2 separate regions of the Homo sapiens genome follow, and region 1 is linked to region 2. The links are chromatin loops, found by intact Hi-C in ENCODE. Cell type or tissue: prostate gland. All regions are shown on one strand. Each heading gives the region's core, and the rest is flanking DNA. Links, peaks and the distances in the headings are about the cores only. Region 1 overlaps LINC03036 (long intergenic non-protein coding RNA 3036). Region 2 has its middle 27 kb from the start of PRLHR.

What was found. Peaks named below come from ENCODE experiments on the same cell type or tissue, not always from the same donor. Only the 100,000 strongest peaks of a DNase experiment are listed, where the experiment ranks them.
Region 1: a loop joins it to region 2, with 2.7 times the contacts of the local background. A loop is called at or near these places in 67 of 110 quality-filtered maps.

The regions. Positions count from the first base shown.
Region 1 is chr10:118,795,514-118,805,722 of GRCh38, forward strand. All of the region lies in intron 3 of LINC03036 (long intergenic non-protein coding RNA 3036), which reads right to left. Among named protein-coding and RNA genes, the nearest start is that of CACUL1, 46 kb to the left of the region's middle. RefSeq lists an enhancer at 1-311. In prostate gland, for the core only: a CTCF peak has its summit at 5,605; a DNase peak (open chromatin) is centred at 5,608.
Region 2 is chr10:118,563,803-118,574,011 of GRCh38, forward strand. It overlaps the pseudogene SLC25A18P1. Among named protein-coding and RNA genes, the nearest start is that of PRLHR, 27 kb to the right of the region's middle. In prostate gland, for the core only: a CTCF peak has its summit at 4,669 (motif pointing right); DNase peaks (open chromatin) are centred at 4,699 and 7,460; H3K27ac peaks cover 1,325 bases.

The DNA of each region.
Region 1 (10,209 bases), core at 1,037-9,036, 230 kb after region 2:
AAGATGTGCTTTGTTAAACAGATGCTTGAAGGCAGCATGCTCGTTAAGAGTCATCACCACTCCCTAATCTCAAGTACCCAGGGACACAAACACACAGGGTCCTCTGCCTAGGAAAACCAGAGACCTTTGTTCACTTGTTTATCTGCTGACCTTCCCTCCACTATTGTCCTATGACCCTGCCAAATCCCCCTCTGTGAGAAACACCCAAGAATGATCAATAAAAATAAAAAAAAAATTAAAAAAAAAAAAAAAGAATGTTCACTCCAGAACTCCCATTCACAATTGCTACAAAGAGAATGAAATATCTAGGAATACAATTTACAGGGGATGTGAAGGACCTCTTCAAGGAGAACTACAAACCACTGCTCAAGGAAATAAGAGAGGAAACAAACAAATGGAAAAACATTCCATGCTCATGGATAGGAAGAATCAATGTCATGAAAATGGCCATACTGCCCAAAGTAATTTATAGATTCAATGCTATCCCCATCAAGCTACCACTGACTTTCTTCACAGAATTAGAAAAAAAGTACTTTAAATTTCATATAGAACCAAAAAAGAGCCCATATAGCCAAGACAATCCTAAGGAAAAAGAACAAAGGTGGAGGCATCACGCTACCTGACTTCAAACTATACTACAAAGCTACAGTAACCAAAACAGCATGGTACTGGTACCAAAACAGATATATAGACCAATGGAACAGAAGAGAGGCCTCAGAAATAACACCACACATCTACAACCATCTGATCTTTGACAAACCTGACAAAAACAAGCAATGGGGAAAGGATTCCCTATTTAATAAATAGTGTTGGGAAAACTGGCTAGCCATATGCAGAAAACTGAAACTGGACCCCTTCCTTACACCTTATACAAAAATAAATTCAAGATGGATTAAAGACTTAAATGTTAGACCTAACACCATAAAAACCCTAGAAGAAAACTTAGGCAATTACATTCAGGACATAGGCATTGACAAAATCTTCATGACTAACACACCAAAAGCAATGGCAACAAAAGCCAAAATTTACAAATGGGATCCAATTAAACTAAACAGCTTCTGCACAGCAAAAGAAAGTATCATCAGAGTGAACAGGCAAACTACAGAATGGGAGAAAATTTTTGCAATCTACCCATCTGACAAAGGGTTAATATCCAGAATCTATGAAGAACTTAAACAAATTTACAAGAAAAAAAACAAACAACCCCATCAAAAAGTGGGCAAAGGATATAACACACTTCTCAAAAGAAGACATTTATGCGGCCAGCTAACATATGAAAAAAAGCTCATCATCACTGGTCGTTAGAGAAATGCAAATCAAAACCACAATGAGATACCATCTCACGCCCATTAGAATGGCAATCATTAAAAAGTCAGGAAACATCAGATGCTGGAGAGGATATGGAGAAATAGGAATGCTGTTACACTGTTGGTGGGAGTATAAATTAGTTCAACCATTGTGAAAGGCAGTGTGGCAATTCCTCAAGGATCTAGAACCAGAAATGCCATTTGACCCAGCAATCCCATTACTGGGTATGTACCCAAAGGATTATAAGTCATTCTACTATAAAGACATATGTACATGTATGTTTACTGCAGCACTGTTCACAATAGCAAAGACTTGGAACCAACCCAAATGCCCATCAATGATAGACTGGATAAGGAAAATGTGGCACATATACACCATGGAATACTATTCAGCCATAAAAAGGATGAGGTCGTGTCCTTTGCAGGGACATGGATGAAGCTGAAAACCATCACTCCCAGCAAATTAACACATGAACAGAAAACCAAACACTGCATGTTCTCACTCATAAGTGGGAGTTGAACACTGAGAACACATGGACACAGGGAGGGGAACATCACACACTGGGGCCTGTTGGGGAGTGGGGAGCTAGGAGAGGGATAGCTTTAGGAGGAATACTTAATGTAGATGACGGGTTGATGGGTGCAGCAAACCACCATGGCACGTGTATGCCTATCTAACAAACCTACATGTTCTGCACATGTATCCCAGAACTTAAAGTATAATAATAATTAAAAAAAAAAAAAAAGAATGTTCACTCCAATAGATGGCTCTGAGATTTGACTTTGAGGGTTTTACCAGGGCTCTACTATGTTAGGAAATTACTTCTGGCCTCTCTATATGACTCTTTGATCCTTTCCCCAGTGAAATGGGGATCCCCTGAGGACAACTTCAGAACCTGGCAAGTGCAAGAAGAATTTCAACTATACAATTCCTTGGTAACATCCATCCTTCCAAAGAGAGACTTCTAGGCTCTATTGACTTGGAGTTGCTTTAAGTAGCAAGGGTGAAGTTGACCTTTTTTACATATTGGCAGCAAAATTACAAAAATCAAAGTCAATCCGCAAGAATGATCTTTCTCCAGAACAATGAGCATACTTCACTGGTGTGATATATTTCAGTTCAATAGACAGTATCTTCAGAAAACACATTAAAATGTCATTAGATTTCATCTAAACTTGCTGGTAATTTCGGTAACCTGACTATCTCTCCCTCCTCCCACCCTGTGCTCAACAGAAACAAGCTCATACCAAATTAACATTCATTTTGTTAAAACTAAATCTCAGACCACCTTCTGGACTTGCCCAGCTTTCTCCTTCCTCTGGGCCACTCGCTGGTTCTTTTCTCCTCTGGAATGACTCTCTCCCACTTACAACCTGGCAAACTCATCATCTGACAATACAAAGTTCACAGGTCAATTCCTCCTCAAAACCTTGCCTTGGACCCCTGAGGCAACACCACATAGAGGGGAGGTTGAAGTCAGGCTGACCTGAGGGTGGATCGAGCTCTGTACCCAATTAGCTGGGTGACCTTTGCCAAGGAAGCCAGTTTCTCTGAGCCAAGTGTCAGCTTTCTCGCCTGTAAAATATGAATCATGATTACCCCTGCCTTGGGCTTGTGCTGAGGATGAGATGAGCTCATGTAAGAATCCCTGGCACAGAGTTAAGGACTCAATGTGTTTTGGCTGTTGCTACAGGATACCTTCCCAAAGAATCATAAAGCTTTATAGCAATAAGGGACTTCAGAGTAGCTCTTCTCGACCTTCCATGTACAAGCCAATCACCTGGGGACACAGATTCTGAAGTCCTGGTGCAATGCCTGAATTTTTTTTTTTTTTTTTTTTTTTTTTTTTTGCGTTTCTTGCAAGTTTCAGAGTGCTGCAGATTCCCCTTGTCCCAGGAGCACACTTTGAAATGGCAAGACTTTAGGAGACATTGACTTCCTGCTCATTTTACAGAAAATAAGCATGAAGCCCGAGAAGAGCTGCTCCTAGCCCAAAAGGATCCAGAAAGCTGCTGAGAAAGGCAACACAGAACACAATCTGCTGGTGGAGTTTGAGGAGAGATTCACTCTCAAAGCAATTGCTGATCAGAAACAACTTTGTGAGGTTTATCTGTAAATTGTGAATACATTTCCTCCACCCAAGAGCCAGTACTCTGCTTGCTGAACAAGGTAAGCTTTATTCCTGCCTCTGAGATGGGAGGAAGATTGGGTGAGACGGACAATTTCAAGAACAAAGACATTAAGCTAAAATGAGTGGTATTCTATCTGGGGAGAAGCGGAAACACATTACCCAAGGGCCTGTGGCATAAAACATAGCTTAGAAGGAGCAGCTGTGGGTTGGTTGGTTTGTTTTAGACAGAGTTTTGTTCTTGTCGCCCAGGCTGAAGTGCAATGGCGTGATCTCGGCTCACTACAATCTCCACCTCCCGGATTCAAGCGATTCTCCTGCCTCAGCCTCCCGAGTAGCTGGGACTACAGGCATGCGCCACCAAGCCCGACTAATTTTTTTATTTTTAGTAGAGACAAGATTTCACCGTGTTGGCCAGGCTGGCCTTGAACTTCTGACCTAAGGTGATCCACCTGATGTCTCTCTCGCCCAGAGTGCTAGGATTACGGATGTGAGCCACCACACCTGGCCACAGCCGTGGGTTTTTACTCTTCTCAGAATATCCTAAAAAAATCAAAGTTTTCAGGAAATTGGGGGAGAGTGCAGGAACAGTCATCGCTTTTCCAACGTAAGATAATTTCCAGATTTGCAACATTCGGGAAATGAGCACAACTCACTCCTCTTTGAGGCAGCACCCAGCTGATGCAGCTCCATTGTGTGGCCAACTGAAAGGGTCCTGCAGTTTTCCTAAGTGTATCCCAGAGTTATTTCTTCATGAAGAGGACCTAAGCCATTCCATTCCATGGTCCGTGGTGCTGCCCAAAAGCCCATCACATGTACGGCCACTGTGGGTGCTTCCTTTTTCCGACATCTGACCCTTTATCCCATTTGGCTTACTCCAAAAGCTCAGCCCATGCTCCCAGGCATGGATAGGAAGGAACCCACTAAAAAAAAAAATGCACTATTCATTGAAAGTGCTAGAACCCGCCAGTCTCCAAATGCAGTCCTTTTGAAAAGGCATGACTCAGTCCTGAGTAACATCTGATACTTAACAAACGTCCATGAGCCATAACACCTCCTGGTGTCTGAGTGGTTTTCCCATCAACCTCTAAAATAAAAGCAAATCAGTTAGCCAGGTGCTGCATATGCTCAGAAGGCTATAGAAGCTCAGAGGTACAAGCACCTGGAGAAAATATATCAACCCTTCTGCATTATAACAACAATTATTGCAGAAATTCTTGTCATTGTCTATCAAAGTGAAATCAACGAACCCCCACAAGTTTCTGTACTGTTTGCTAGAAGTAAAGAGACAAATGAGACAAACAGCTCTTGCCCTCAGAGAGTTGACAATCTAGTAGAAGAAGGAAGAAGCCATCCAAATAACTAGGAAACAAGGTAAAGAGCAGCTTCTGCTCTAAAAAGGCAGTAGGATTGCTGAAGGAGGGGAATGTGAACCCTGGTCTTGCCCTTCAGGCAGTTTTTCATAGTTAATGATCCTGCATTCTCAAATTGCATAGGTATGTCTCAAATATGAGACAAGCCTTCTAATTTACAAGTAAGTGAACAGAAAAACTGTACACAGGCAGTCCTCTGCTTTTGTAAATATGAAAATATGTATCAAATTAACTGTATAGAGTGCAATTAGAGACTTACACATTATAAGTGGTTGTTCCATCCCAGGCAGCACTGTAGAGTTGGTAAGGCTGTACACTACACAAGGGCATCTGACCAAGGGTTAGACTGAAATCTAGATGTGTATCCTGATGTAGAGTTGTACTTATCCAGAAAAGAAAGGAATTCCTTTTCCCAATTTGCACAAGACACCATTTAGCTCGTAGTGGCCCTGATTCTGAGAGGTCCAAAATAGTTTTAAATTCCAGTTACATATTTATAGCATTTTCTTATATGTTGTTCTTTTCCTTTGCCATTAAGTCTACAGTGGACCCACTTAAGTCCAGTAAGCATTCAATTGAACTCAAAGATTGGCCACTGATCTCCATTTTGGAAGCAAGTGTATTAAGCATAGAAAACTTATATTGCTTATTTTTGAGATTACTCTTTTTTTCTACTTTCCACTTGTTTTTGTAAAACAACATGGACAAAGCACAGTAAAATGTTCAAATAGTTACGCATGTTCTGTTGAACAAAGAGAGCAACTGCCCACAGTGAATGGTTGGCTGGCAGGCAGCACCACCTGGGGGCAGCTCAAATTATTTTTCTCAGTAGTTAGTGTATGACAGTCCACATCTGTTATGTCCTGTAACAGAGCAATTAGGGGTGTCAGTGTTTAAAATGCTTATCTGGGCCAGGTGTGGTGGCTCACGCCTGTAATCCTAGCACTTTGAGAGGCTGAGGCGGGCAGATCACGAGGTCAGGAGTTTGAGACCAGCCTGCCCAACATGGTGAAGCACCATCTCTACTAAAATACAAAAATTAGCCGGGCGTGGTGGCGGGCATCTGTAATCCCAGCTACCTAGGAGGCTGAGGCAGGAGAATAGCTTGAACCCGGGAGGCAGAGATTGCAGTGAACCGAGATCATGCCATTGCACTCTATCCTGGACAACAGAACAAGACTTTGTCTCGGGAAAAAAAAATGCTTATCTGATTATCCCATTGAGGACAGCCTCTAACGCCATACCAAACATTAAGTGGGTAACCTCCTGCTTGATGCTGAGAATTCCTGGCAACTTCTCCCCAGTGCCTTTTTCCCTAATGCTTTATTCTCGGACTGGTCAGAGAGTCTTTGAACTCCCATAAACTCCTGTGTCATTCTTGTACACTTACCACATCTCTCTGCCTCTTTGGCATAGTCTGGGAGCAGCCAGGAATCACCTCTCGGCTCCACCTCCATAGCAACTGCCCTCTCAGAGGATCCACCTCCTCAGAGGGACTAGGAGCTCCTAGGTCAGGAAATGGCAGTGGCTGATGTAGCCTGATCTCCACCAGAAGTGGACGCTCCTCTTTGTTGCTGCCTGGTGAAGCGGGGGACTTATTTACTTTCACTGAAGATCTCCTTTAATTTTTTCTTTCCTCCTTCACTTTTCCTAATTTGGTTTTTCATTCATAGATGCATGCCTTTTTTTTTTTTTGAGACGGAGTCTCACTCTGTTGCCAGGCTGGAGTGTGGTGGCACGATCTCGGCTCACTGCAACCTCTGCCTCCTGGGTGCAAGAGATTCTCCTGTCTCAGCTTCCTGAGTAGCTGGGACTACAGGCGTGCACCACCACGCCCAGCTAATTTTTGTATTTTTAGTACAGACAGGGTTTCACCATGTTGGCCAGGCTGGTCTCGATCTCTTGACCTTGTGATCTGCCCACTTCAGCCTCCCAAAGTGCTGTGATTACAGGCGTGAGCCACCCCCCCCCCAGCCAGATGCATGCCTTTATTCCACATCTACCAAGTGACTCCTCGCATGAGGCCCTGTGCACTGGGCACTGCGCTGATAGGCAGGGCGTGGCGCTGACACCCTATGGCGGGGAAGGTAGACAGCAAACAAAACAAACAAACAGATGTGAATAAGGACAGAATGATGCTGTGAAGGACTTGGCCGAGTGTCCTTTGGAAGAGTGGGGAGGAGGACAGAGGGAGGAAAGGCCTCTCTGAGACCTGAAGGTAAGAAGGAGCTGGCCGTGTGGAAGGCAGAAAAGAGGGGTCCAGGAAGAGGCAGAGCATGGGTCATGAGCCCTTAGCAAGGCCTGGAAGAAAGTCCAGACATGTCTGGAGCATGGTGGGGGAAGGGAAAAGGGCGTGGTGGGGTGGCTGACAGGGGCCGCTCACGCAGGCACAGCCTGTGTCCTAGGGGCCCCTAATCCTTGTGGGGCCTGCAGGAGCCTCTGACTCTGGACCTGCTTGCCTTACATCACTTGGTCTGGTCTTGCCGCTCTCAGATACACATAGCCCTTCCACCAAAATTGTATACGTTGATTCAAATGAACATCTATTCCTCTTTGCTTTTTTAAAATTTTATTATTTTGTGTAGAGATGGGGATCTCACTATATTGCTCAGACTAGTCTCGAACTCCTGGGCTCAAGCAATCCTCCCACCTCGGCCTCTCAAAGTGCTAGAATTACAGGCCTGAGCCACCATGCTGGGCCTTCTTCATCTTTTCTACATAGAGATTAAGAGGGTACAAAAATTTGAATAAATTCCACCAGATCAACTTGATTGGTTCACCTTTAAAGAACACTTGAACTCAGGCTACTTTTGAACTGATTTACTGATAAGCATCTTGGGTGCCAAACAATAGGCTTGCCTGATGCTTCAACTTTCACTTGGGAGCTTGGCAGCCCGAAGACCTGACCAGAGACAGAACCTGAGGCAGGACAGAGGAAAGGAGAGGGAGCCGAGGAGGACAGCTCCCCAGAGCACAAAGGGCACACCCTGAACAAAGGGCAAAGGTGTCTCAGGTACTGGTGCCTGCTGGGAAACCAGCCGTGCCCTTCTACCCAGCTGGTGGGAAAGTAGCAGGTACAGTCTTTCTAGCAATTCTGCTGACTTTTTTTTTTTTTTTTTTTTTTTTTTGAGACGGAGTCTTGCTCTGTCTCCCAGGCTGCAGTGCAGTGGCACAGTCTTGACTCACTGCAACCTCTGACTCCCAGGTTGAAGCGATTCTCCTGCTTCAGCCTCCTGAGTAGCTGGAACTACAGGTGCCCGCCATCATGCCTAGCTAATTTTTGCATTTTTAGTAGAGTCGGAGTTTTATCATCTTGGCCAGGCTGGTCTCAAACTCCTGACCTCAAGTGATCCTCCCGCCTTGGCCTCCCAAAGTGCTGGGATTACAGGTGTGAGCCACCGCGCCGGGCCTCAGCTGACATTTCTAATGCAGGTTTCCTTTAATTCTGCGGTTCTACCACTAGGTGCCCCCTAATGGATACATGGACAAAAAAACATCGAGCTGTGCACACGTGACGGTCACTCCAAAAGTTGGAGGCCACCCAAATGACTCTCAGTTTGTCAAAGCAGGCCAAATCAATTTCAGCCCATCCATACAACAGAATAGTCTGCAGTGATTAGACATAAGGAGGCAAAGTTCTAGACTCAGAGTAAAAGACCCTGAAGATATATCATTAAATAAATGGGGGAAAGGCCAGATATGGAATAGTGTACGTATACCTTGCTCCCCTATGTAACTGTTTAAAATGATATATATTTATATGTAGATACATGCATACTTTTTTCTGGTGGGATACATAGGAAACTTTGGGGATGAGGATTGGGGTCAGAGAAAAGCAGGGAGATTTTAATCATTTTTCTAGATCTTTCTGTACTGGTCAAGTTTTTATATCATGCGCAGTTATTGCTTTTATTTAAAGAGTAATAGGAAGAAAGGAAGAAAAGACAAGACACCAGCCTCTATATTGGTAGAAACCAATTCAGTCCTCCCTTAAGCCCTGCCTGCCAGTGGCCGATGTCACCATGGAGAAGGTTACTCGGGAGCCTTCCTTACTCTAAACTCACTGCTCACTTGCTGGGGGAGTTGTGGGACTGGGAAGTTTCTCTGCAGGAGAAAGTGTCTTTATGCCAGAATTAGGCACAAAGGGCATTAGGACACTTGGCTGTCTGTGTCTGTGTGACTCAGGACACATAAGCTACAGACTCTTTTCACTGGAAGTTTTCAGCTCAATCTGGCAACCCATCTATTGAACACCTACTATGTGTCAGCACTCTGCCAGGCCTATGGAATGAGCAGACACAAAGGCAATTTAACCCTTGCCCCCAGGAACAAGATAAACAAATGACGCTGGAAACTGCAGATGAGGGAGAAGTGCTATAAGAGATGGGGACAAAGTGGAGGAAGGGAGAGATTCCCTATGGCCAGAGGGACCAGGAAGGCTTCCTGGAGGAGGTGGGAGTTGATATGGAGCAGTCCCACGCCAAGAGAACAGCTTGAGCAAAGATTGGGAAGCAAAAGAGAACTTGTGCAGGGAAGGAGGAGAGGCTGGAACCCAGAATGCTGGGCTGGGGAGGGAGAGGTGGGCAGGGGAGACGAAAGGTTAGCTCTGCCGAAAGCAAGAACCTGAAGGAAGACAGGAGCTGGGCCAGAGAGGGCTGAGTGCCCCGCAAGAGGTTTGCACTTAATTCTGTGAACACTGAAAGGTTTTGATTTGGGAGTAAGAGGGTCAGAGCTGTGTCTGAGGCTCATGTTGATGACTGTCTGGTTTGTAAAAGTCAGTGTCGCCTCGTGAAAACATGGAAGTGCCTACGGAGTAGATGCTGGTATGAAGGGCAGGGAAGAGCACTGTGAGCAAAGTCTTTGAGACCAACCTTGCAGACAGCGGGGACAGCAGGCTGGGCTCTGGGGAATGGGTCCGCTGGGGTCTGTCAGGATCTGCCCAGGTCTGCTGGGGTCGGCCGGGGTTTTAACCTTAAGCATCAGCTCCTAACTTGCCTGGAGGCAGGATGAGGGTTTCCACCTCCCGCGCCTTGAACCTCGGCACTTGCCACTCTAGTTACGGTTCTAGATGACTTGGCTCAGCTGCCCCCAGAATCACAGCCCAGGATCAGCCATCCTGGTCCTCCTGTGACAGGTAACGTGGAAAAGGCAGTCTATGGCCTAAGGGAGAGAGGCCACCAGGCTCACAAATGAGCTTCAATGTCACTCATCTTTTAAAAGTAGATTTCCGGCCAGGCACGGTGGCTCACGCCTGTAATCCCAGCACTTTGGGAGGCCAAGGCAGGCAGATCACCTGAGGTCAGGAGTTCAAGACCAGCCTGGCCAACATGGTGAAATCCTGTCTCTACTAAAAAACACAAAAATTAGCCAAGTGTGGCAGCAGGCACCTGTAATCCCAGC
Region 2 (10,209 bases), core at 780-8,779:
TGCCACTTGCTTTGGGATGGTTTGTTACATGGTAATAGGTAACTGGAACAAGCACCCCATCTGACTAGGCACTGGGCACTGTGCAGAGTCTCTGGCACTCTTTTCCACAGCCCTGTGGAAACACCATTATTATCCCCATCTTACAGATGAAGAAACTGAGGGCCAAAGTTTTGTAACAACTTGCCCAGGGCCACAGAGCTAGGCAAGTTACAAACCTAAGATTTTTTTCATCGAAGCAAATACTGACACCAGGGCATCCTGCTATATTTCATCTCCCCAAAAGCATTCATTCTCAGCTCAGATAAACCTTATTAGGTCTGGAGACACCATAGTGAGCAATGCAGATGTGGTTTCTGTCTTCATGGTACTTACAGTCTGGTGGGACTGACAGAAACCAAACAAACAGCACCAGCATCATCCAGACATTGGACCTAAGGCCGCTGCAGTCCCTTTTAGAGCAGAATTCCTGGGTTCTGGCAGCCTCTCTTCTTACTCTCCCAGTTAAGGGTCCAGACACACCACAGACCCCTCAGGCGTGGCTGGGCTCTGCCCCAGTGGGTATGGGTCAGATGAACTCATGAGGCTGTTTCTCCAAGAGTCCCCCAAAGAGGGAAAAGGGAGTGTATGAAACGTGGCTATTGTCACCTATAATTCAATCAATAGAAAAAGACAGGTTTCAAATAAATCCTAATGCCTCCCACTACCAAAAACATTTTTTAAAAAGATCTGGTAGGGCCTGAGAATTTGTTTGTCTCTGCTGGTCATGTGTTCTGAGCTCTTACGGCCAGGAGAGGGGCCCTAGCACCCCACCATTCACTTCCCTTTCTGACTTTGGAAGAGTAGCCTCGACCCAGAGATCTAAGAATCCAGCCCCGGTGTGGATGCCAGGACCCCTGCACATCCCCTCCCTACCCTCAGTGCCCCCTCCCCAACTCTCCTAATGGGGCATCTGTGGGAGGTTCGCATTCCAGGCTGCAGCTGCTGCCGCCTGGCAGAGCCCAGGCATCATTTCCATTCCACAGCTTTGGCCTGACATCTGGTGGAGGGACGGGAAGCGGTGCATTTAGTCAAATGACAAGGAGAGTGGCTGCAGCCCTGGGCAGGCAGGGTCTTCCTCCTACGGAAAGTGAGGGTAGCTTCCAGAGTCTCCTGGAAGCTTCCAGGAGTCAGGGGCTTTACCTTCAACCAGTAAGGGCCACCATGTCCTTCCCCTACAGGAGTCCACCAAAGCCTCAGAATGTGGCCATTTGGCAGCTAAGACCTTCCTCAAAGGGGGAAAGGGATCCCCAAGAAAGGTTCCGCAACTCCTCCCAGTCAGGCAGCTGGGAATGGAGGCAGCTGAGGCAATCCTGGGTATCTGACTTCAAAATCGTGGTCTTAAGGACTCTGTCACCTTGGCCCTCAGTGAGTCAACTGAGGTGTGTGGGGGAAGGAGTCTTCATGGGGACACTCAGGGCCGTGGCCATTCAACACCCTCGGATCACAGACATCTGCAGAGCGTGGGACCCAACCTGCCTGATGACAGATATCAAGGGCCCAAGTTCAATACGCACATTCAGGGCCCCGATTGCAGCCTCCGCATTTTAACCCATCCCAGGTGGTCACTGCCTTCAGGTGAACGTGGCTCTGCTGTTTCCTGCCCAGATGCGGTGGCCTAGCCTCATGAAAGGGGTGGAAGGTGGGTGAGGTTACCGATCCCTACTCACTAGGGGCCACTCTCCTCACACTAAAGAGCATACTCCAAGAAGGGGGCGGGGGTGCCCCCCCAGAGCCAGGGCCTGAGATGCAGCTGGAGGCATCCTCCCATCCTGGACATTCTGCAGGTGCCACGCGGTACCTTAAACCTTCTGTGGGTGGCTTCTCTGATCCAACATGGCCAAACCAGAACCCTTGATTTTCACACTGGACCTGCTATTCCTCCAGCTTTTCCATCTAAGTCACTACACCACCATCAACCAGCTACCCAGACCAAAACCACAGGGGACATCATGTTTGTGTTCCCTTTCCCTCCCCATGCCCCACATCCAATCCATTGACTAGTCCTGGCAGCGCTCCCACAAAACACATCCCAAGTTTGCCCCCTCAGTGTGGCACCTACCCCAGTCCCAGCCTTCACCTTTGTCCAATGGGACCTGGCAGAAGCCCCCTAACTCTTCCCCTCCCCTCCCACTTTCTCTCTTGCCCCCATGTCAATTGTCCAAGTGATCTTTTTTATTTTATTTTTATTTTATTTTCGAGACAGGGTCTCACCCTGCTGCTCAGGCTGGAGTGCAGTGGTGTGACCACTGCCCACTGCAGCCTCAACCTCCCAGGCTAAAGCAATCCTCCCCCCTCAGCCACCCAAGTTCCTGGGACCACAGGTGCACCACCATACCTGGCAATTTTTTTTTTGTAGAGATTGGATCTCACCATGTTGTCCAGGCAGGTCTTACACTCTTGGGCTCAAATAATCCTCCTGCCTTGGCCTCCAAAAGTGCTGGGATTATAGGTATAAACCACTATGCCTGGCCCCAGTAGATCCTTTTTTTTTTTTTTTTGAGACAGAGTCTCACTCTGTCACTCAGGCTGGAGTGCAATGGTGTGATCTCAGATCACTGCAACCTCCACCTCCCAGGTTCAGTTCACTGCTCTATCCCCAGGGCTTAGCGTCTGGCACTGGCTCCCAAATATGGAGTTGTTTACATAATTAATGATTCCTCTACTATGACCCAGGCTGTTCCCTGTTGTATTTTGTACAAATGAAACAGCTGACAAAGTGAGACACTGAGAGACTCTAACGCCCAAATGGGAGTGGCACAAGGCGATCGTGGGTGAGAGCAGGCATGTTTCCACACACTCCAGGGAGAAGGCTAGGGCCTGGGGTCCCCTTAATCTGGTCAGGTCTCCGCCAGCTGAAGGAGACCAAGATGCTGGCAGAGATGATGAGGTCACAACCAAGTCTGGGCCCTCAGCATGCCTGAGTCCTGCCCTGTGGTGGGGTGGCTGGTAGAGAAGCTGCAAAGCCACCCCACAGCTCGGGTGTTTGTGGGCTTTGCAGGGCTCCAGGGAACCTGGCTCTGCTGGCCAGTCTGCTCTCCTGGCTCGTGTGTGTAAGATGATGTGGTGAAAACGACTTCAGTTCCATGAACACAGGCTCAGGGTGGAGGGTCCTATTTGAAGCTGTGCCTTCTGAGTCTAGAGTGTGCAGTCAGGCACTGTATAGACAATGAGTTCTTCATTGATGGGACAAGCGCTGGAGTCAAAAACCTGAGCTGGACATCAGTTAAGGGGTAAAAACCGATTTTACTCAGGACTATTGCAATAGGGAGAATAGAGAACCGGGCTCAACTCCCACTTGCAAGGGCAGGTGGAGTGTTGGAGCAAAGGAGCAGCGTGGGGGTCAGCGGGTGGAAATGGCTAAGAGGAAACATTAGGGGCCAAGGGGATTCTTGCTGAAGACAGGCCAGGAAGATCAGACCTCCCCAGGGCAGTGGTAAAAGATGAGGAACCCGACCAGATATCGAGAGTGATCAGAAATGGAGAATGACAGCTGGGAGTGGAGGGGTCTAGCTAACCTGACTTAGCAGGACTCTTGCTAAAGCTGGATTTTACAAGAAGTGCACAGAGGTGGGCCTAAGAGAAGGTGCAGGAGGCTGACTGAAGTTTGGCCAAGCAAAGAATCTTTGTCATTGGCTAGGGGAAGTATTGGTCCTAAAATCCTGGATAGGAAGACAAACTGTAGGCCAGCAGTGACAGAGGAAATACCTATGTCAAGAAAGTTGGAAATGTGTCAGAGATTAATTTTAGCCCTGGGAATATGTCCGTCGGAAGAAACAGAATGGAAAATGGGGAATCTAGGAGAAACCACCGACATTCCTTCGTCAAGCATTTATGGCGTGCCTGCTCTGAGCTGGCCTGCAGGGTCTGTGGGAAGAGACAGTGCCTCCCTCTCCAGGGCCCCCATGGGACACTTCTCATATTCTGAAACAGTGCTTGCCAGGTCACATTGTATTATCTGGGCTTTCCACTCCTACAAGGACTGGAGCTGGTTCTCACCACAGGTGGAAGCTGAGCTTGCATCTGCGGCCTAGCAGGTTCTCCACATGGTGGGTAATGTGTGACTTCTGTGTCCCCGGCATGGAGTCCCGCTAGGCCCAGTGCTAGTCTACTATCTAATTCATGAGTTATTCTGGTTACGTTCTTGCCACAGTTGAGGAGACTAAATGGTTCTCCATAGGACAGGCCGTGCAACGGCATCTAATGAGTCCTCTCTCTCTCCCTCCCTCCCTTTGTTCCTTCCTTCCCACAGCTGAAGCATTTTCCCGGGAAAAAGTCCAGGCCGGGCACGGTGGCTCACACCTGTAATCCTAGCATTTTGGGAGGCCGAGGCAGGTGGATCACCCGAGGTCAGGAGTTCAAGACCAGCCTGGCCAACATGGTAAAAACCCATCTCTACTAAAAATACAAAAATTAGCCTGGCATGGTGGTGGGTGCCTATAATCCCAGCTACTAGGGAGGCTGAGGCAGAAGAATTGCTTGAACCTGGGAGGTGGAGGTTGCAGTGAGCCGAGATCGTGCCACTTCACTCCAGCCTGGGTGAAAGAGCAAAACTCCGTCTCAGAGAAAAAAAAAAAAAAAAAAAAGTGAAAAGTTAAAAGTCCATCCTAGAAAAATTCCACTCTTTGCCACAAGGTGGTGATCAAGGCTCACATAGTTTGGGGCCTACACTTTGCGAGCTGAAAGTGATCGTCTCACTCCACGAGGATTTGGGGGTTTGTTTCGGTTTTCCTTTTTAATATCTGGAGGGGAAGCAAGTGTTCCTAGGCAGCTCCCCACTACCCACCACAATCTAATTGTCCTTCAAACCAGACTCTGGTCTGTGTAAACAGGCCGTAAGATGGACTTCTGGAGTTGTCTGGGCACCCGGCTATGAACTTTTCAGATGGCTGTGAAATGTGGTGATTTGAGTTGCTGCTTCTCTGTTCTCAGTCAACACATGGGCCAGACTAGATACTGCTGCCTTACTGGCCTTGAACACATGGCTCTGATCCGAGGCCATTGCCTGACTTTCTTGGAATTATTGAGATCAAGAAATTGTAAGAGGCTGAGGCAGGAGAATCACTTGAACCCAGGAGGCGGAGGTTGCAGTGAGCTGAGATCGCGCAACTGCACTCCAGCCTGGGTGACAGAGTGAGACTCCATCTCAAAAAAAAAAAAAGAAAAAGAAAAAGAAATTCCTCCACAGCGGGACTTGCTGATTATAAAGCTGTATGCCTGAGCTGCCCATGGGTGAGGATAGCACAGAGGAAAGGAAAACAGCACTGAAGACGGGGAGACGAAAGCCTGGGGACCTCATTTGAGCCCCTGGACCCTGAAGCCAGCCCAGCTTCTTAGTTGCATCAGCCAGCATCAGTCAATAATTCTCTTTCAGCTTAAAGCCAGTTTGAGATGCGTTTCTCTCCCTGCACTAAAAAATCTCCTGCTAATACATGTGAAAAGAGGTCCTTGTGAAGTGGTTTTTATAAACCAAAGGTAGAGGTAGTGGCTTGGCCTTTGGAGACAGCTGCTTGCTTTTGAAGGAGGGAGTCCAGGCGCCAGCTTGAGGAAGCCCAGAGACCGCCTCAGAGCTGTCCAGCATCTGGAATCCAGACATCGTGCCAGGCACCGGGAGTCTCTGGGCCTTAGGAGGCTAGAGGAGTAAGGCAGCCTCCAAGTTCTAGCTCTGTGGTAATAAGGCTGACCAGGGTAACTAATCTTCCATGAGTAATGTGTGCTAGCCCCTATTTTAAGTGCTTATATGTGTTACCTCATGTAACCCTCATGACATTCCTACGCAGCAGGTGCATTTGTCCTCCTCCTCAACAGGTGGGGAAACCAGATTTGAAAGAAGCTAAGACACTCGGCCAAGGTCACTTGCTGGTAAGAAGGAGGCTGGATTTGAATCCAGGAGGCTGAGAGGAAGAGTCCACATAAGGCTTCTCAGAGCCGGCACCCAGCGTCCAAGCTGATGAAACATAACTGCCCAGGCTGAGTCATCTGATCCACCAGTTCAGGCCTTCTACCCCAGCTGGTCCTAACCATGGGTGGAAGCTGAGCTTGCATCTGCAGCCCTTTGTCAAGAGAGGCCTAATGGAAAACCTGACCGTCTACCCCAAATAGCAGTAATGAACCAGTGCCTCCCCCTTCCCCATCAGGGTGAGGTCACAGCTTCTACCCACAAGTTCTCCAGCTGGTTCTCCATGGGGACAGAAGTCACTGGCATGAGTAGTTGAACTTTGGAGTTGGAACGTGTGTCCAAATCCTGGATGTGCCACTTACCAGCCAGCTGGGCACTCAACCTCTCCACGCTTTGGTTTCCTTGTCTGTAAGGTTGGGATAATTTTAAAATGCCTGCTTTACAAGGCTGTTGGATTCCAAAAGATCATACCCTGGCTTCAGGCTCTCACTAAAAACTCATTATCATACTTATAATTTTCTATGCAATAGGGAGAAAGTGATAAGAAAATGACCAAAAGAATAATAATTCTGAGAGGCTCTGGCTCATTTCAAAATGAGACACAGGAGTGGAAAGGTAGCAATTCTATAAATCAGTGGTTCTCAGCCTGAGCAGCCCATTAGAATCGCTTAGGAAAGCTTTATAAAAATCATGCCTGACCCCATTTCCAGAGCAATTAAATGAGAATCCTTGGGGCTGGGGACCAGACATTGGTCTTTTTGAAAAGCACACCAGCTGACTAGTGTTCAGCAGGGATACAGAGCCACTTTTGGGGTAAACAAGAGGTTTGTCTGGCAGAACAGAGTGGTGGGCCCCTCAGCAGCTTTCTTCCCAAAATAGAAGGGGGTGGTCTCTCCAGCAGTGAAATCAAAGCTCGGGACCTCACTCTGACAGCTGAAATGTATAAGGGGTTTGGACAGGTCTGTCCTCAGCCTTGGCATTGCAAGTAGCAGCTCTTCCTGGCTTCAGTAGCATGGTGGCAGATGGATAAAATGAATACACTACGAGATTAAATAACGAGGAGATGTTATGCCAACAAAATTAACTTGTCCAGCCTGTTCCTTAGCAACTGCACTATTATTTCAGGTTTCCTTTAGAAACCTCTGGTTGTTCCCGCCACTCCTTTTCATTAAAATGTGAGGCGCAGTTATTTCTTACTTTAATGAAAAGGATAGAAAAGCAAGGAATGAGGCAAAAGAAACTTCTAACCACCCCTCAAATTGCATCAGGCCAGCCCTAGACAAATAGGATCAAATTGGTAACTTGTAAATTGGGGTGCTTATTTCGTTTTCCTGCAGATGTAGCTTTTCTGGTCCTCCAAGGGCTTCACCATGCAGTCCTGCCTTTTATGAACACATGGTGCATTTGCCAAACCAATCTGAGGCTGCCCAGATAGCCATTGTTTGGGAGTCAGGCCCTGAACGTTGGAATTCAGAACACAGTGTCCTCAGAGGAAAATCACTTTTGTGCAGCAGGAACAGGCGCAGAGTGAGTAATTGGCTGGTTTTAGGAGGGGTGGGGAGGCTTCTTGTTTCTAAACTCTGCCCAGTTGAATTGCCAAAGACCCACCCTCTTCTCAGATGCATCTTTCCTGGGTGATCAGCAGAGGCCAGGGTCTCACAGGGTTTGCCCACTTGACTGACTCAGTGTCCATGGTCCTGGGCAGCAGGAATCCCGTGTTTGGCTCAGAAACTTGGCTTCCTGTCATCCCCTAATCAGATCCAGCTGTGCTCTTGGCTATCCTTGCCTGATCATCTTATTTATTGATCATTGTGGGCTTTTGGTCTCAAATGATTTTTTTTTTAAGTCTGCCAGAAATCTCTGCCTATAAGGTTTGCTGTTGTTGCTCTGGGCTCGAGGTTAACAATATATCCAATTTTATCCTTAAAAGCAGGGGCTGTGAGCCAGGGTTAAGAATTCAGTGGGTCTGTGAACTGGGATCAGAAAACAATTGACTTTTATTTTTCACTCATCTATAACTAAAATCTGTCATTTCCTTCCATTATAAATGTGGACAAAAAAGCAGAGTTGTATGAGAGAAACCAGTGACTCTGTCACCAGTGGGAATCACAGATCATTTGACATTATCCTGCAACTGTGGCAAATTCTCAGAATACCATTTATGCAAATCATTATTTCAATATTACAGTGACCATTCAACCTGCCACTAGATAGCGTATTTACTATAGTAATCAAGAAACACATATATTAAAATATTAAAAAGTCCACACTTGGGATATATATGTTTTAGTATAATTGATTTCCTTTGTAAACCTGTGCATAGTATTTTATGCATTTAAAGACATTATCTTGGAACTCCTGCTTCCAGGAAGAAAATAGATTTGCTTTTCCCTATTGCTTCTGCCAAGCATAAATAAAAATCCTGGATATTACACAAAAGAAAAGATAAGAAGACTCTGAAGGGTGGAAATGAGACAGACCAGACAAGGACCGCAGAATCCGGGGTACAACACAGTGGAGAGTTCCCTGGGTTGTCTTTTTGCCTCGTATATCCCAGACTTGGAGCTGAAAAGCCTGGCAGCACAAAAATACCATCAGGCATGAGCCCAAAAGCCACCCCAAAAGGCCTGCTGTCTCTAGTCAAGCCTAGAAAAAAAGCTTAGCAAGATAGATAACTCGGACGATGACTGCTCCACTCCAGCCACAGACCACAGGAACGAACACTGTGGCCAACACCCACGTGAGCAAAGCCAGGCGGAAGGCCCAGACTTCTACATTTCCAAGGCACCCCAACACTCCCACCGGGGTGGGATCCGAAGAGGCCAAGCAGGGAGCCAGGACTTCCATTCCAGCCAGACCTTAATGACTCCCATCTCCTTCTCCACATCCCCAACCTGCCAGTATCCATGGAGCTGGGACATCCACCCCACCCAGCAGTAATAAGGGATCCCTCCCCCTCCCTACTGGGGTGGTATCAGACGGGGCCTTTAGTAGGGTCAAGACTTTCACTATTGTACAGCAGTAATGAGAAATAAGTTCCCTCTAGAGTGTCAACAGAGGCCAAATGGAAAACCTGAACGTCTACCTCCCCTAGCAGTAATGAGGCAGTGCCTCCCCCTTCCCCATCAGGGTGAGGTCACAGCTTCCACCCACAAGTGGACCTCTACCACCCTCATTGCCGGGAAGGTGCTTTGCACTCAGAGCCTGGCTGGCCTCTACAAAGGCCTGGTGCTACTCTCCTTAGAGATATTCCCTTCTCCAGCATCTACTTCCCACCATTTGCCAACTTTAACCACCCAGGGTTCAATGAGCTTACTGGAAAGGCATCCTCTACTCATTCTTTCAGGTCAGGCTGTGCAGCAGGTTCCATAGTTTGCAGTCACGGTGACACTTCTGGACATTCTGAAAACTTGAGTCCAAACCCTCAAAGAAGGCCTGGGATGAGGACATTTGTGGCAGGGTCACCACTGTGCCAGCAAACTCTGGAGTCCTGGCCCAAATATTTTCACTGGAGACTTCTACCAAACACTTAAAGAAGAATTAATAGAAATTCTACACAATCTCATTCAGACAATAATAAGAAGAACACTTTCCAATTAATTTCATGAGGCTAGTATTACTCTGAGACCAAAATCAGACAAGGATACTACAAATCTTTTTAAGAACAGACCAGCATCCTTCACTAACATAGATGCAAAAATTCTTAGTGAAATATTAGCAGATATAACTCAGCAATATATAAAAAATAATACGCCATGACCGCCATGAAGACTTTATGTCTTCATAAAGAGAGCAGGCTGCCAGGCCCCATCACAGCACCTCTCTGGGAATGCTCAGGACATCTATTTCATTGGTATTGGAGAGTATATCTTAAGGTGTTTTGAGTAGATAGAGCTGGAGTTTGAGTCCTTGTACTCATGGCTCTCTCTCTCTCTCCAGCCCATTTTACTCAGCCTGGATGGGGCAAGAACAGGATAGGCCACCTGTAGCATGTCTTCTTCTCCAACTTGTAGTGCTACCTCTACTCAGAAGTAACAACCCTATTCTAATAAGCATGTTGAGCATGGCCTTATTCTCCCTTCATACCTGCATTTATTTCCTTTGTGGGTACAGCTACCAGGGGCTTTCAGAAACCCCCAACCACCACTAGATAGTGTATTTACTGTAGTAATAAAGAAACACATATATTAAAATATTAAAAAGTCCACACTTGGGATATATTAACTGTTTTAGTATAATTGATTTCCTTTGTAAACCTGTGCATGTATTTTATG